Regions from separate parts of the Mus musculus genome. Here region 2 is linked to region 1. The links are chromatin loops, found by intact Hi-C in ENCODE. Cell type or tissue: heart. All regions are shown on one strand. Each heading gives the region's core, and the rest is flanking DNA. Links, peaks and the distances in the headings are about the cores only.

Region 1 (7,954 bases), core at 2,444-4,943:
TCCTCCATTCTGAGCTCTTTAAGTTACTCTAGTCCATCTTGCAAGAGTGTTGTTCCAGCCCACCTCCCTTACCTTAGAGATTTCCACCATCCATAGTAAGACCCAGGGTACTCCTAGGTCTGCTCCTCATCACCTTTTGTGGAGCCAAACACCAAGTCCTACTACAGAGACGCCCAGAGTCAGCCCACTTCCCATGACCATCACCCACCCCACACACTGAGCCTAACCTCAGTGTGCATGGAGTCTGAACTCAGAATTCTAAACAGAACTTCAGATCTGTGACCAATGCTAAAAGCCAGGGTACCCTAAGACTAAAAACCAAGCATCATTGCACTTATCCACATCTATCAGATTAGGGTAAAAGCATTAGATAAAAGCAACAGCATCCATCTTTCTCCTGCCTGAACATACCTTATGATCAAGGACAGACATCTGTCACCTTAAAGGAAGAGGATGACAAAAGGTATTCCAAGCAAGTGGAGCTGAAACACAGACAGGCACACAGACAGGCACACAGACAGACACACAGACAGACACACAAACAGGCACTCAGACAGGCAGGCAGACAGGTACACAGACAGGCATGCAGGCATGCAGACAGGCATGGAAACAGGCAGGAAGTTAGGCACACACAGGCACACAGATAAGCATTCACACAGGCACAACAACTTTAATATATGATAAAGTAGACTTCAAACAAAACTTCATTAGAAGAAAAGGGAAGGACACTACATCATTAAAGGAGAAAAATCCACCAAGAGGATATTGCAATTCTAAATATTTATGCACTAAACACAAATGTACCCAGTTCCATAAAAGAAGCCTCTACTCCAGACCTGCTGGAGTTATCAACACCCCAGATTTAAAATTATACTATGCATCTATGGTAATAAAATTAGCATGGTGCGATGGTTTGTATATGTTTGAGCCAGGGACTATTGGCATTATTAGGAGGTATGGCCTTGTTGGAGTGGGTGTGTCACTATGGATGTAGGCTTTAATATCCTAGTCCTAGCTGCCTGGAAGCCAGTAGTCTGCTAGCAGCCTGCAGATGAAGATGTAGAACTCTGAGCTCCTCCTGTACCATGCCTGCCTGGATGCTGCCATGCTCCTGCCTTGATGATAATGAACTGATCCTCTAAACCTGTAAGCCAGCCCCAACTAAATGTTGTCCTTGTAAGAGTTGGCTTGGTCATGGTGTCTGTTCACAGCAATAAAATCCAAAGTAAGACATTTGATATTGTCATAAAAACAGGCATATTGATGGGGTATAATTGAACACCCAGACATAATAACTCCACATGCCTACAGACACCTGATTTTTTTGACAGAAAGGCCAAACTATTCTGTATCTTCAAGATAGAAATGTAAGAGGACGTGCAAGGAAGGGTGAATAGAATATAGTGTCATAAACAGGAAATCAGAATAAGGACCTAATGGGAAAGGGAGTTTCAGTTTCAGATCAACCTGGGCTTCACAGCAAGACTGCCTCAGAACCAGAATGCAGCTGCCTGTGCCAGCTCTCCCAAAGGTAACCCAAACCAAGGAGAAATGGCTCTTCTGTGTGGCAACCTGTCACTAACTAAACGCAGTTGTGAATGAGACCTCCTTACAAGAGGGCATGTTTACAGAGGCTGGTTCCGTCTGCAGCACTGTGGAAGGATTGGAATGTTACAGAGGCTAATTACCTCATCTGGAACACCCATTGCTACCCCACCTCTGTGTCAGAGCTGACGTTCTGTGGCTAAGAGATTAAAACGAAAACCCAGCTTTTGAAATCTATTAACTTGGTGGGCTAACACCTTCCAAACACTCAACCCAAAGCTAAGAGTGTCATCCGAGAACATCTGATGATTCACAGACTAGCTTCCCCCATCTTGCTATAATCATCTCTCTGAGGTCTCCATTGATGCATTTCAAACTTACCTTGATTTAGTCCTTAAAACTGTACAACGTCTTAAAACTTCTTCCATGTTGGAACATTATATTCATACATGCTTCAGAATAAACTATGATCTTTTTATTCCTTTGAGGAGGTGAGAGCTGTTTCTTTGGATGATACAGTGTACCCTTGATTCCCACTTCCACTTGTATTTGTGTCAAGTACAGGAATCTTTTACCTCAAAATAGGAAGTGAAATAACTACAAGGTTATTGCAGTTGTCCTGACTGGAATGGAGGCTAAAGAGTCTCCTGAGCTCCTCTTTCTGACTTTTAAACTGCCGACATAACAGACCCCGAGAAACTGTAATCTCCCCCAGGAACATCATCTGAGGCCACGTGGGAACCCGTGTAAGAAAGCTGTGACTGTCCCGTGAGCTGTGGTTGGGGCAGAGTGCAGAATGTTCTTCCACAAGTGGCCTTCTAGAAATAATTGCAAACCCCATAAAAAGTGGATGCTCTCAAAAGGGGCGACATGAAGGGTATGGCTTGGGATGTCCACGTTCTCTCTGTGGGAAGGGTGGGGTCCTGGGAGGAATATTCTTGGCTTTTTCCCACAGGTGCAAGGATGATAAGACATAATACCAAGTGTTTTTTCACTTGCTGTTCTTGTATTTGCTTAAGCTCTCTGTAAACATCATCTCATGTTTTGCTTGCTTTAATAATAAAAGAGTGAGAAGTTCTTTATTTGCTCTATTCTTGAGTTCAAACGCTTAGAGTCCCCAGGTTATCCCACAAAGATCTTTGGCTTTCAATCCAGGGAGACTTTGTTAGCCTTGCTGGTCGCTGTCCGCTGCTGGGTTCGGATCTAAAAAGCCAGTAAATGTCAGAAGCCTGGAGCCACTGTGCCACCTTCAGAGGAGCAGAGATTTCACACCGTCTGACAAACGCCACATCATAGGAGAAACTGGAGCCTAGACAACGATGGTGGACCAGAACATATATTGAGCATGACTACTTAGTTATGTATACCACTTGCCTTCCACTTAAACCCAAACCTCATGGCAGGACCCCAAAATTAGACTTGGATCGGCAGAGGTATGGGTGAGAGAGATTAGATCGCTGTCTTTCCCCAATGTAGTCACATTGAATAAACCTCTTTTTCTCCTTTCCATTGGTAATTGTATCGTGAATTAGGCTATGGGAGGTGAGCGGCTGAACCTGGCTTGTTAGAGGCAGGGGTGGATGCTGGTAGGCGTGTGGGGTGTCCTGGTGGAGAAGACAATACCCAGCCTCTTGACCTAATAACTAGTAATTTCTTTATGCTCCCAGTGCTCAAACTCCATTTTTGATAGACAGTGCTAGTTTTTTGTTTTGTCTCTGTACTCTTCCCTCTCCTCCCTTCCTCTTTGAGGGGGATGGTGGTGTGTTACTTTCTGAGGAGCATCAGGATGGTTGATTATTCTTAATACTGAACCAGGAGCGGTGGGAGGACAGGGAGGCAATTCTTAGGACAGCCTCTAAGTCAGCACTAGTCGGGGCTCGGCAGATTCTCCCCTTATTAACTGCCTAGCCAGTCGGATCAAGCTCAGCCTAAAAAGTGCCAGGGTGAAGAAGAGCTCTCCAAGCCGCCAGGTCCTGCGCCGCCAGGTCCAGCACCTTGGCTGGCTGTGGCTGCGTCTCCGAGAGCCAGTGGCTCGCGCGTCCCCTTTAAGAGCCGTCTAGTACCCGTGACGTCAGGGCAGGAAGTGTTTGAGGAAGTGGCGCTGGGCTGGCTGCGTGGGGACCCCGAGTTTTCATGTCCTCAGCGGGTGTCGCTGGCGGCCCCGCGGCCCCCGGGGCAGGTGAGTCCCACGCGAGGGCGGCTCGCGGCGCGTGGACCGGCTCACCCGGGTGTGCGCTCCGCCTCTCCCCGGGGTCCGTGGCTGCGCCGCGCCCGATGCTGAGCGGACCCACCGGTGGGCCCGGCCGCCGCAACTTTTATTTGTTAACTACACCGGTGTCCTAGCCTCCCCTTGCAGGGCAGCAGCCACTGCTGCTCCCAGTTGCTTCTTGAGCTCCAGTGTTCTTCTTACTCTCAACTTGTCCTCTCTCCCTGCTTGCTTCTAGAGTTAGCAGGGCATCGATATGAGCTGGTCACCGTCCCTCCCAACCCAGACATGTGGAGCCTGGGAAATGAAAGAACGCCTGGGGACCGGGGGATTTGGAAACGTCATCCGGTGGCACAATCAGGTAGGGCTCTGGCACCAGGAAGGTGGGTGAGCTTTCTTGGCGCCTCTTCTGACCTGGCCCGGTGTGAATGGGTGGATCCCTGCCTAACCTTGGCGTTGTCCAATGGGAGCGTAAGAAAAAGGACTGCAAAGGGGATCTGTGAGCTGCTAAACTGACTCTTTTTAAAAAACCTTAATAACCATGCCACTTAGAAGGACACATGAGGGAGTAAGCTGTCATTCCAAGTATTTTGAAATTATATTTCTACTAATATTTAGACTAGCACGTAATACATTACATTGTGATAAATGTTGTAGAATACAGGCAGTGTTAAAAAGATGAGAGCAATAAAAAACATTTTAAATAACTTTATTTAAAATATTTTAGGTAGTTGATAACCCCAAGGTTTTTCTCTTCTCTTTCTTTCTCTCTTTCTTTCTTTCTTTCTTTCTTTCTTTCTTTCTTTCTTTTCCATGTGCCGCCATATAATGCTGAGTGATGTGGACTGATTTCATTTTTGGATCTAATTTTTATTCCTATTATTTTAGTCCTTATGTGTCTGATGTGCGTTGCTCATGTTAAAAGTTTGTGTTCTTCCAAAAAAAATTTGGGGGAGGGGGCTGGCAGTAAGTACGCTGAGATTCTTGGCAGGACTCTCTCTAGCTCGGCTGTTTACTGTGGGAGACTTATTTTATCCGATTTGGGTAATGAGTTCATCACAGTGCCTCAGGAGCACACAGTACTTGTGATGTTTCCGCTAAAGAGTACTTACTAACCTCAGGATACTTGAGTATCAGACGTGATGTGTGACTATCAAACTTGGGGGTCATGGCCTGTGCCCTAAGCTGAGTCCTCAATAAGCCAATTAAAATAGGCAAATTAATAGTGGAAAGCAAGGGATTCATTCACTGAGGTCACATTAGGAAGAAGGACAGACAGATCCCCCCCCACCAAGTCCATCTCCATGATCCTAAAATTAGGTTAAGGTCTAAATAGAACGCCAAGGATACTCACATCTAAGCAGTACTGTGGTCCAGCCTACCACTGGCCTGGTTTTGTCATCCTGTGAGATTTTTCTGAGAATGTGTTAGAAATCTGTAACCCAGAAGACAATTTCCCCCTCTGGCTGGGAGCTTTTTCTCTCCCAACATGAAATTTCTGGGGAATTTCCCATCTCTCTGGCATCCAATGTTTAAAAGTATCTCTTTAGAATATCTTCATTTCTGCCAGACCAGTTACTCAACCTCCTGATAGACCCCGCGGGGAGTGCTGTCTGGAGGCCTATTTTTCTATTTTAGGATTCCAGTGTTGGTCAACAGTTGGAAAACATACCAAAACGAGAGGCCACCCTTCTAGGGAATCCTTCCTAAAGAGCTAAAATCAAGGTCTTGACTCAGATTGAGTGGTCCAGGTGAGAGACCAGCCAGGTTGATCGTGGTGATGACAGGGAGAAATAGGCAGACTGAAGAGATATTTAGGGGTTAGTGTGAACAGGACTTGGGTGGATAGAGAGGGCAGGGGCTGGAGTTGGGGAGGAGTACTGGCTGAAGAACCCGCCTGCTTAAACCTGGACATCCTCTGCTGTCTTCATGGACTGATCTCGGGGAAGCCTGGGGGCTGCTTTGGGTGCATAAAAGCAATCTTTAACCCACATCTAAGATCAGAAGATGCTGCATGTCTTCTGTTGGACACGCCTCTGTTCCGGGCCTCTGGATGGATGCAGCTAAAATATGCTAGTTGTACTTGGCGCCAGACATCCCCTTGCTACTTCATACACTGTCTCTTGTCTATAGGCATGAGAATATTTGTAGCTGTCACAGAGAAGTTCCTTGAGAGGCCCTGAGTCAGAAACGTGGCCCAAGAACCAGGATCACTGATGTAAATACATTACATGCCGAGATCGGGCTAGGTTTCTTACATGCTGGGTCTGTTTGGCGTTACCATGAGCTGCGTATCATCCTTACCTTTCTTACATGCTTTCATACCAGGGTCAACAGCTTTAATTTCTGTTTTATAACTGAGGAATTGGAAGCACAGGGGAGTTAGGTAATATATTGAAAGAAGCCATGCTTTTAACACATCTATTCCGATCCAGATGCTACACCCGCACTGTGGCTTCTTCTAGATGGAACTAGAGTTTAGGACACATCCTGCATATAACCGGCTATTTTGTAGGTACTATTTGGTTCTTCGCAACCAACCCAAGCCATTTTGAAGCACCAAGGAAAAACTAAGGGATACTCAAATGTAGCAGATGACGCTACTGCAACTCCCTGGGTTCCAGATACACACAGTGTGGCCTTGTCAGTCTTTGTTGCCTAGGTGCACCCCTAAATCTCACTGAAGGCTCAGTGCAAACCGTTTGTGCTTCGGGTAGGCTACTGTTTGCAGCAGACCTTGAGAGACAAAGAGAGAGGAAAAAGATACAACTCCGGGGACCTCAGCCTCCAGCTCCTTTTGAGGGTAGACAGGGGAAGGAGCCACACACTCTCCCCACCACATAGCACTTGGTTGGAATCCTTACTGTCACCTTGCTAATTCATGCATTTGGGTCACAACTTCTCGTTGAATGCATAAATAGACCCTCATTGTGACAGGAAGTACACCGTGGAAACATCCCAGGATCCTTTGCAACTATTACGTCATCAGTGTGCTCTAATAGGAAAGAGCCTGGCAAACCTGGGGAATCCGTGCTGGGAAATAGAGACCATGCTGGTTGTTAGAAGGCAAGGGGTTATCAGTTATTCTTCCTGTGAAGTAGCGCTAAGCTTTTCTGTAAGACTAAGGTCACTTCCGTTTGCAGTGTGGTCTTGGAACTCAGTTCCCAGTGAGGACTTATTACGAATGGGCCTGAGCTCCGTGCAGGCAAATGAAGAGATGACACCAACCTTTATTTGTTTTTACCTACATTGAATGAATTCTTAAAGCTATGACTAAACCGATAGTCATAAAGATATGCTCATGTGTAAAAATACTAATAACTAATGCTCATCAAGAATCCTTATCAATTGCCTGCTGCGTGAGGCAACAACACCTTTAACCTGTGTGCCCACCCGGGAGGCAGAGGCAGGCCAACCTTCGTGAGTTCGAGGCCAACCTGGTCTACAGAGATAGTTCCACCATAGCCAGGGCTCCATAGCGAGATCCTGTCTCAAAACAAAAACAAACAAAGTCCAAAGCAGGTGCTGGCTGTGACAGGTACTCTGTCCCTATTTTCCTGCTTCATCAGGTTCTTGAGAGGAAGTGGACTTCAGACGACCTGTCGGGAAAGGAGACACTTGAGTGGGTAGAGCGGCGTGTACGGAAATGATAAAGTCATGGCTTGCCCAAGGCTCCCTACGGATGAGACCCTTCATTTTCTTTTAATTGGCATGCCTGGAAGGGCTGAGTTTTTCTCCATCTGTGATAAAGTGCCAAAGGACCGCTGGCCTCTGAGCCCCATGATTGCTTGCCCAAGGAGGCGGCCACACTTTTCTCCTTAGAGCCTGGCCTGGCCTCTGTGGGTGAGATGGGAGCCCACCGTGTCATTGTGTGTCTGTTGCAGAGAGACTGAAGAAGCTGTAGCCCTTTGTCATAGGGACAGGTTGTGTCCACCACTTGTTATGTTGGGAATAAAGATGAATCTAGACCACTTTTTTTTTTAAAGAAAAATTATTTATTTTATTTTTTGAGATTATAATTACACATTTCTTCCCTCCTTTCCTTTCTCCAAACTCTGTCATCTACTCCTTCTTGTTCTCTTTGAAAATATGGCCTCCTTTTTCATTAATTACTGCTATACACACACACATATATATGTTCCTAAATACATAAATACAACCTGTCCAGTCTGTATAAGGTTATTTATATACATGTTTTCAGGG
Region 2 (7,954 bases), core at 3,220-5,719, 53 kb after region 1:
CATTTTTTCAGCCCTAAGCTAGGTACCATGTCCCCAAAGTTCTCCTATCTCCCAAAACAGCACTACCAAATAGCTACCATATTCAAATATGAGCTGTGAAGGACTTCACACCCAGCCCTTCGTGGTCACTCCTACAGTCTCCTCTTTGAGATTTGCCCTTGTTTGATGTATAAAAAGATTTTTTTTTTCCGTTTGATTTAAGGCCAGTCTGGGAAATCTGGAATAAATTAAGTCCCTCTCCCCATCTCAAGATTTTAATGCAATTATGTATTTTGCCACGTGACATGACATCCTCACATTCTAGAATGTGTCTGTAGACATGTTATAGGCCCACCATCAACCCAGTCTAACCTCTAGCTCCAACAAGACTCTTTTATCACATATCCAAAGTCTTAAGTGCAGCACCAACTCCTGAGACCAAAACCTCATCTGGATGTCAGTTTAAAAGTCCATGGCCTCATCATCTTGATCGTGTGTGGACAACATTTCCCCATGTCCAGCCAGGGGACATGAATTAAGCCGTTATAGCACCAGCTACTCTTCCAAAAGACCTGTGTTTGATTCTCAGCACCCACATGGAATCTCATGACCATCTATAACCCAGTTCCAGAGGATCAGATGCCCTCTTCTGGCCTCTGCTGGCACCAAGCAAAACACACTCATACACAAAAGATAAATGCAAGTAACTTTTTTTAAAAAAGATTTCCCATCTCTGGACCTAGAACATGGGGAAGGCATGGCCTGATGGCAGGAGCAAGAGGCTGGGTGATCACATTCTTCTTCCATACACAAGAAAGCATAGGAGGAGAAGATCAGGAAGGAAGTGGGACAAGACTATAAACCTTCAAACCTGCACCTTCTAAAGGTACCACACACACACACACACACACACACACGCACCACCAACTGGAGACCAAGCGTTTACAAATACATGAGTCTGTGGGGAACAGTCCTCATTCAAACTACCTCATCCAGTTCCTAGCCCTCAAGACACATGAACAGCTCATGGTGCAAAATGCAGTTTGACCAACTTCAAAATTTCCCATGGTCTTTACACTCTAAAATTCCAGTCTATGGGTCTCAAAGCAGTCTCTTAAACTGTGACCGACCCCCCCCCCCAAATAAAAGAGCAAATTATATACCCACAGCATAGAATGGTACAGAATATGCATCCCCATTACAAAAGGGAAAAATAGGGAAGTAATGTGAAAAGGTTGGACCAAAACAGGACTGACCCTAGTAGGGCAAACACCAAATCCTTGTTGGCTCTGTCTGTCGTCTGGGGCACGAATCTCTAAGGCTGAGATGGCTTGGCCTCTCCAGCTTTCCTTCCTGGAATAGACATTACTCACTTGGGTTGGTTCTGCTCCACGTATGTTTTGCTCTTCTTAGCAAGCATCTCATGGCTCTGGAATTTTAACATCTCTGAGTCTCCAAAACAACCCAGACTTGTCCTTTACAACTTTATGCAATGGCCCTGCAGAGACTCTAGCTGTGCTACACATTGCCCGACCTCGGTAGCTTTCTGAAACTACGGAGAAACAATCTGTGGTGCACTCAGTCTTACATCTTTTTTGTTTCCAAAATCACTACCACATGCATGATACCTCCAAATCTGGATGCTAGTTTAGGATGGGCCCTCACCTCCTTCAACCACAATAGTAGCAGTTTTTGCTTTTGTTTTTGGTTTGTTTTTTTTATGTCCCTGCCTCCCAAGTACTGGGATTAAAGTTGTTAAATCAGGCACTGGCCTGATTTTTGTTTCTTAATCACAGACATGCAGTCAAAACAGTAAGAGCCTGTTCAACACGATTTCCACTCAGAAGAACAAAATTAGGTACTTATATCTGATCTTGTACAGAGAAGAATTCAAGATGGATGAAGACCTTAATTTAAAACTTGAAACACTGGAACTTCTGGATGAAAATATAGGAAATACTCTCTATGACACTGGGGTGGGTAAAAACCTTCTGAACAGAGTTAATGCCCAGGAACTAGTCTCGGGCATCAACAGATGGGGCTACATGAAGTTAAAATGTTTTGACACGGGAAGAGAAACTATCAGCAAAAGCCAACAGCCTAAATAAGGGAGAAAATCCTTAAACCAGCTAGACTTCAGACAAGGGGCTAGTATGCAGGATTTACAAAGAAGTACAGAAATTGAATACCAAGGAGATCAAGCTGCCAATGAACACGTCTTTTGAACTGAAGAAACAGTTTAAAAAAAAAAAACAAAACCAATACATATCTCAAGAAATGTCCAATATCCCTAGTCATCAGGAACATGCACATTAAAACTACTTTGATATACCCACCTCACCCCAGTCACAACAGCAATCATCAAGGAATCTTATGACAAATGTTGGCGAGAATGTGGGAAAGAGGAACCCTTATTCACTGCTAGTGGAGGTGCAAACTAATGAACAACCATTGTGGAAATCAGTTCAGAGACTCGTCAAAAAAAAAATCCAAATAGTACTCACTTTTGAGTGATTCAGTATTCACTTCTGGGCATATACCCAAAGACTTCCACACCCTACCTGCAGATATTTGCACACCCATTTTTTTCTTTGCTGTTTCATTGACTATAGCAAGGAAATAAAACAAACCTACATATCCATCAACAAATAAATAGTGGACATCTGGTTATATATATACATATATATGTATGTGTGTGTGTGTGTATAATTCATCACCAAAGAAAAAGGAAATCACAGACTTTTCAAGATACAATATATAATATTATGTAAGGATACACACTCAAAAAGAAAAAAAAGCTGCATGTTCTATTTCATGTGTATTCTAGCCCACAGAGCATTGGTGTATACAAATATACAGGTGTATTCTAGCCCATAGAGAGTTAGTGTATACAAATAGACACTTAGGTATAGAGTAACATTTAGAAAGGAGAACAAGAAAGAGTGATACAAAGTAATCAGGACTTAATGCAGGAAAAGGACGGAAGGTGGAGGGAGAGCTAATGCTAATGGAGAGCGAATGCTATTCGCTTTTCTAGCTTTACCACAGTCCACACCGAAGTCCTCTGATCTCCAACCTAGTGAACTTGTTCCAAATGGTGCAGAACTTTTTAGTGGCAGCTTTGGGGGTGGACCTTGCTGCTTCTACAGGGATCACTCCAGTTGTCCCCCAAGCCCTCTTCCTCTTCATTATGTCTCCGTGCACAGGGACCTTCTGAGAGGTGTTTTCCAACTGTTCTGTCTAAATAGAGCTCATCTCGCCCCTCCTGAGGGCTGCCCCATTTCCTTGCCTTGTTTATCCGTGCAGTGTTGTGGTGGAGCTGAGGCCCCATTCCTGCTGAGCATGTCCTCTCACAGTGAATCACTCATTCTTGACTTGCTCTTAGGCCACTTTATTACCCCCTGCCAAGGACATGCGCACAGGACTTGACTTATCACTACTGTACATCCAGTAGCGAAAGCAGTGCCCTGTCCTTGCTAATAAAAATAACTCACTCACCTAAAACAACAACAATGCATTGCTGGACCTGGTGTTGCATACCTATCCCTAGCATCCAGGAGGCTGAGGCAGGAGGATTTCTATGAGTCTGAGGCCAGCCTGCTCTTCATAGTTCTAGGACAACCTGGGCTACATAGATACCCTATCTCAGAACAAAACAGAAACAAGAATAGAAATTTTAGAAGATAAGAGTGGAGTAGAAATGTAAAAGTGTATGTCCCCAAATAATAATACCTAAGTTGGATGACAAGCCCGTCATTGACTTCCCTTTTTCCTTCTATACTCTTTTCAGATTCACCCACACTAGTGTGTATCTTAATAACAATTTATGCCCAAACGAATTGCTGTGTTTGCAGTTAATATGGACCCCCATGAGGAACACTTATAAATGGCACAAGCGCTATATTTCAATTCAAGGACATTGTAAGGGGATCACATATAGAATATGAGTGTTCCATTGCTGTTTAGTTAAGTCAGACACTTCTTTCTTGGGGTCTTTTCCTAGCTTTAGCTTCTCCCACAAGAGGCATGGATACCGAAACAAACAAACGAACAAACAAAGCCAGAACACGTCTTTAGCCGACGGTTGGCATATTTCATTCCATGTTTTACATGGTGTCCAGAAGCACAGAGCAGCTCTTGGATTCTGACAGCAGAACCCGCGCCGGCACGCCTCACAAACAGTACAGGCCGTGTGTTCCATAGCTACTGTCCACAGCAGCCAACGTCCACCTCCGTCTGCATCTCGGGCTCTAAATCAGACTATTCTCAGACCAGGAGAGCAGATTTGATCTCTCAGGCTAACTCACCAGGAGGTAAACCTGACCTCCTAGCTCCCCTCCGCCCAGAGATTCCCCGCACCCGCACCCGCTAGCCCCGCCCCGTAGCCTGGCGCGTGACGTCACCGCGCTGCGCCCTGTCAGGCGCCGCCATTGTTCCACCGGTAAGACCCAGGTGTGGGTCCCCGGCGCCATGAGCAAACGCAAGGCGCCGCAGGAGACCCTCAACGGCGGCATCACGGACATGCTCGTGGGTGAGTCCCGGGCCGCCCTCCGGCTCCTCTGCTCAGCCGGGCCTCGCTTCTCCCACCCCCCCCCCCGCGGGTCGCAGCGCCCCGGCTGCGTCCGTCGCGGCCGCCGGTGGAGGAACCCGCCCACACCTCCATCCCGGGACCCGCGTTCGCGGGGGTGTGTGTACTTGTGTCCTCGAGCCCTTTGTTGTCTTTTCAGAACTCGCAAACTTTGAGAAGAACGTGAGCCAGGCGATCCACAAGTACAATGCGTACAGGTACGTTGTTAGCCGGCGTTCCAGGACATCCTAGTTTGCTGTCACTTAGCAGGGATGGAAAGCCGGTGCCCAGTGGTTCAAAGCTGAGTGGCACTTTATTTAACCTATACAGGGTTTTGGCAGGGCGTTATAGGGTTAATTCAGGAGACTGTACAGTTCCGACTGAAAATAGGTGTCTGATGCATATATTCCCACCATTAATCTTGAATTGACTGGAAATACAGTTTAAAAAACATAATAAACAACAGTAGACGAGATCTGAACTGTGAAATAGATGTAGTTCAGGAAATCGCCTTTCCTTCTGGATGGGCTGTCACCTTCCTGAAAACCAGTTGCCTGCCTATCACTACAAACCTCAGCGGGCACCTTCTCCTGGCCGCTCTTCCCACAGTCAGCTACTTAACCTATAAGCATCCCAAAGCCCCTCAGCTTCTAACAGTAAAAGTAAACTATCCTTGCTTTCCCCAAGCTAGCCCTTACAGCCTTACAGTTAGTGTTCTCCTATAGTCTGTTCCATGCCTGGATTTCCTCATTTGAAGTCGAATTATTATTATTATTATTATTATTATTATTATTATTATATGATTATTTGGGGGATTATAATTACATCATTTCCCCTTTTCCTCTCTCCAAACACTTCCATATATAACCCTCTATGATCTCTCAAATTCATAACCTCCTTTTTTCATTATATATATATATGTGCACATATATATACACACATATTTCGATACACATACATACACACACACATTTTCCTAAATACATAAATACAATCTGTTCCAACTGTGTAATGCTACTTGTATATTTTCAGGGATAACCAACTGATGTGTTAGGAAAGACTGTTTCCTGTAGTTCTTTGTGTAGGGTTGAGGTCCTGACCACTGTGGTGTGTCTGTCACATTCTTCCTTGTTCAGCTCATGTCTGGGCAGTCATGTTAGTAAGACCTTATGAGCATAGCTTCTGACATTACTGGGCAACACAGCCTTCCCGCCATTTCCCTGATGCTCTGACTCTCACAGTCTTCCCATTCCCTCTCCACAGTGTTCCCTGGGCCTTAGGCTTAGGAGTTATTTTATAGATGTATCCATTTAACTTGGCTCCATAACTCTGCATTTTGATTGGTTGTGCTTTTCTATAGTGGTCTCTGTTGCAAAGAGCAGTTTTCTTGATGAGAGGTGAAGGCTACATTTGCTGTGGGTATGTGAAGGCTACATTTGTCTGTGGGTATAAGGATGAACGTGTAGACTGTAGCTAGGGATTGTACTGCTTTGGGAAAGTGGTGGTTGTAGATTCTTCTCTCAGACCTATGACTTTGCTAGCCCTGGGTAGTTGTCTAGGTTGCTGGTAGCAGGTATGATTTACTTCCCTCTTGATGAGTGAATCTTAAGTCCAATTAAAGAGCTGTTGGTTACCACTGAGATATATGTGTCCCCACTGCACCCTTAGAGTTAGCATGCCGTGTAGGTCATTGTGCGTCATAGGTGTCATAGCTGTGTAGGACTGTTGGTGGATTCCCCCCTTTGGAAGCTTGCGTGGTGCCTTCTGATACCATGAAAGCCAGTCCTCAGAGAAGGGAGAGTTCAGGGCAGTGCTAGCTCAGAGGCCTCAGAAATGCATTATTTCTTCAGCAATAGGAACTTACCTTCTACTTCTTTGGTGGCTTTTAGGGTACCACCAAAGGCGTTACCAGTAGCCTGTATGTTTGTTCAAGGTGATAAATATGGTCCTGTTTTTATTCCACTACTTGAGGACATCCAGTTTTCTCAGCACCATTTGGTGAAGATGCTTTCTGAAAATACATCCTGTGTTGGATGATGATTCAAAGCATATACCACTTTCTGGAGAGTCAGGAGCAGCCACCAGGCTGCTGCCACCTAACTGGTGCTGTAACTGTAACTTCAGAAGGCCATTCCATCTTTCTGTCAGACCAGCTGCATCAGGATGGCAGGGAATGTTGTAAGGCCAATGGAGCCCATGAATGTGGGCCCACTGTTGCACTTCTCTGGCTGTGAAGTGGATTGTTTGGTCAAAAACAATCCACAGATGGTAGCTTTGGCAGAAACATTACGTGCTGGAAAGGCAAATCTATAACCAGAATAAGAACCTACTTCAGTAAGGACAAAGTGTTGTCCTTTGCACAGAGGAAGCAGCCCAATGTAGTCAACCTACATGAGGTCACTGGCAGGTCACACTGGGAAATGGTGCCACATCTGGGGCTCGGTGTTGGTCTCTGCTGTTGGCAGATTTGGCACTCAGGAGTAGCTGTAGCAAGGGCAGCCTTGGTGAGTCTCAGTGCCTGTTGTCTTCCCCAGACGTCTTTCTCACCAGTTTCTGGTCTGCTCCTTCCAAGTCCCTGAATATCCGTCGGTCAGTTCTACACAGTAGGAAACCATCTTTCTTTGTAAAGCTTGAATGTGGATATTTGGTAGTATGTGAATTTCAGTTTAATTGCTGGATTTTCAGTTGTTTCTTTTTCTTCCTCTGTATGTATGTTTTATAGAAAAGCGGCATCTGTGATAGCCAAGTACCCACACAAAATCAAGAGCGGAGCGGAAGCTAAGAAACTGGTGAGCTTAATGAGCATGTAGTGAACCCTGTCTTTTGGAGGGGGTGGGGAGAAAGAAAGAAACTGGGTCATGTCATATTAGTGTGCATGCCTGAGGTTTAAACAGGCCTGGCCGGATGGTGCAGTAGATAAAGGCTTGCTGCCAAGCCTGCTTGCCGAACCTGACTTCAGTCCTTGGAACTTCATGGGAAAAGGAGAGAAACGACTCTGGCAGTTTGTCCTCTGACTTCTGAGTGCGTGCTCTGGCATGTCTGCATTCACTCTCACGAATAAATAATAAAGAGGACCAGTAAACAGGAGGCTTCATCAATAAAGTTAGACTGAGACAAGACACTATGTAATGCCTGTCAAATTATGAATAATGCATGTGGGCAGAAGTGTTTACTGCGGGAGGAGTATTCGCTGGCAGTCTTTCTGAAGGATCATTTGACAGCATATGTATATACCATCCCCCACCTTGTCTTTTGAGACAAGATCTCATTATGTAGCCTTAGGTGGCCTGGAACTCAGAGACCCCTGTCTCAGCCTCAGTAGGCCAGGACTAAAGGTGGATCCAAGGAGTGTGTATCTTTTGACCCAGTATTTTCACTTCAAAGATTTTGTCCTTAGAAGACCAGTGG

What was found. A loop is a pair of places that touch in the nucleus more often than their neighbours do. Peaks named below come from ENCODE experiments on the same cell type or tissue, not always from the same donor. Only the 100,000 strongest peaks of a DNase experiment are listed, where the experiment ranks them.
Region 2: it touches region 1 in a loop (4-fold over the local background); 2 of 42 quality-filtered maps call a loop at or near these places.

The regions. Positions count from the first base shown.
Region 1 is chr8:22,702,240-22,710,193 of GRCm38, reverse strand. Ikbkb (inhibitor of kappaB kinase beta) reads left to right here and starts at 3,611. Exons shown (of 22, transcript NM_001159774.1): 1 at 3,611-3,724; 2 at 3,990-4,112. The coding sequence starts at 4,008. In heart, for the core only: no CTCF peak of the experiment used is centred there; a DNase peak (open chromatin) is centred at 3,623; H3K4me3 peaks cover 1,813 bases; H3K27ac peaks cover 1,231 bases; H3K27me3 peaks cover 75 bases.
Region 2 is chr8:22,649,870-22,657,823 of GRCm38, reverse strand. Polb (polymerase (DNA directed), beta) reads left to right here and starts at 4,387. Exons shown (of 14, transcript NM_011130.2): 1 at 4,387-4,510; 2 at 4,707-4,764; 3 at 7,269-7,335. The coding sequence starts at 4,450. In heart, for the core only: no CTCF peak of the experiment used is centred there; a DNase peak (open chromatin) is centred at 4,363; H3K4me3 peaks cover 1,566 bases; H3K27ac peaks cover 1,272 bases.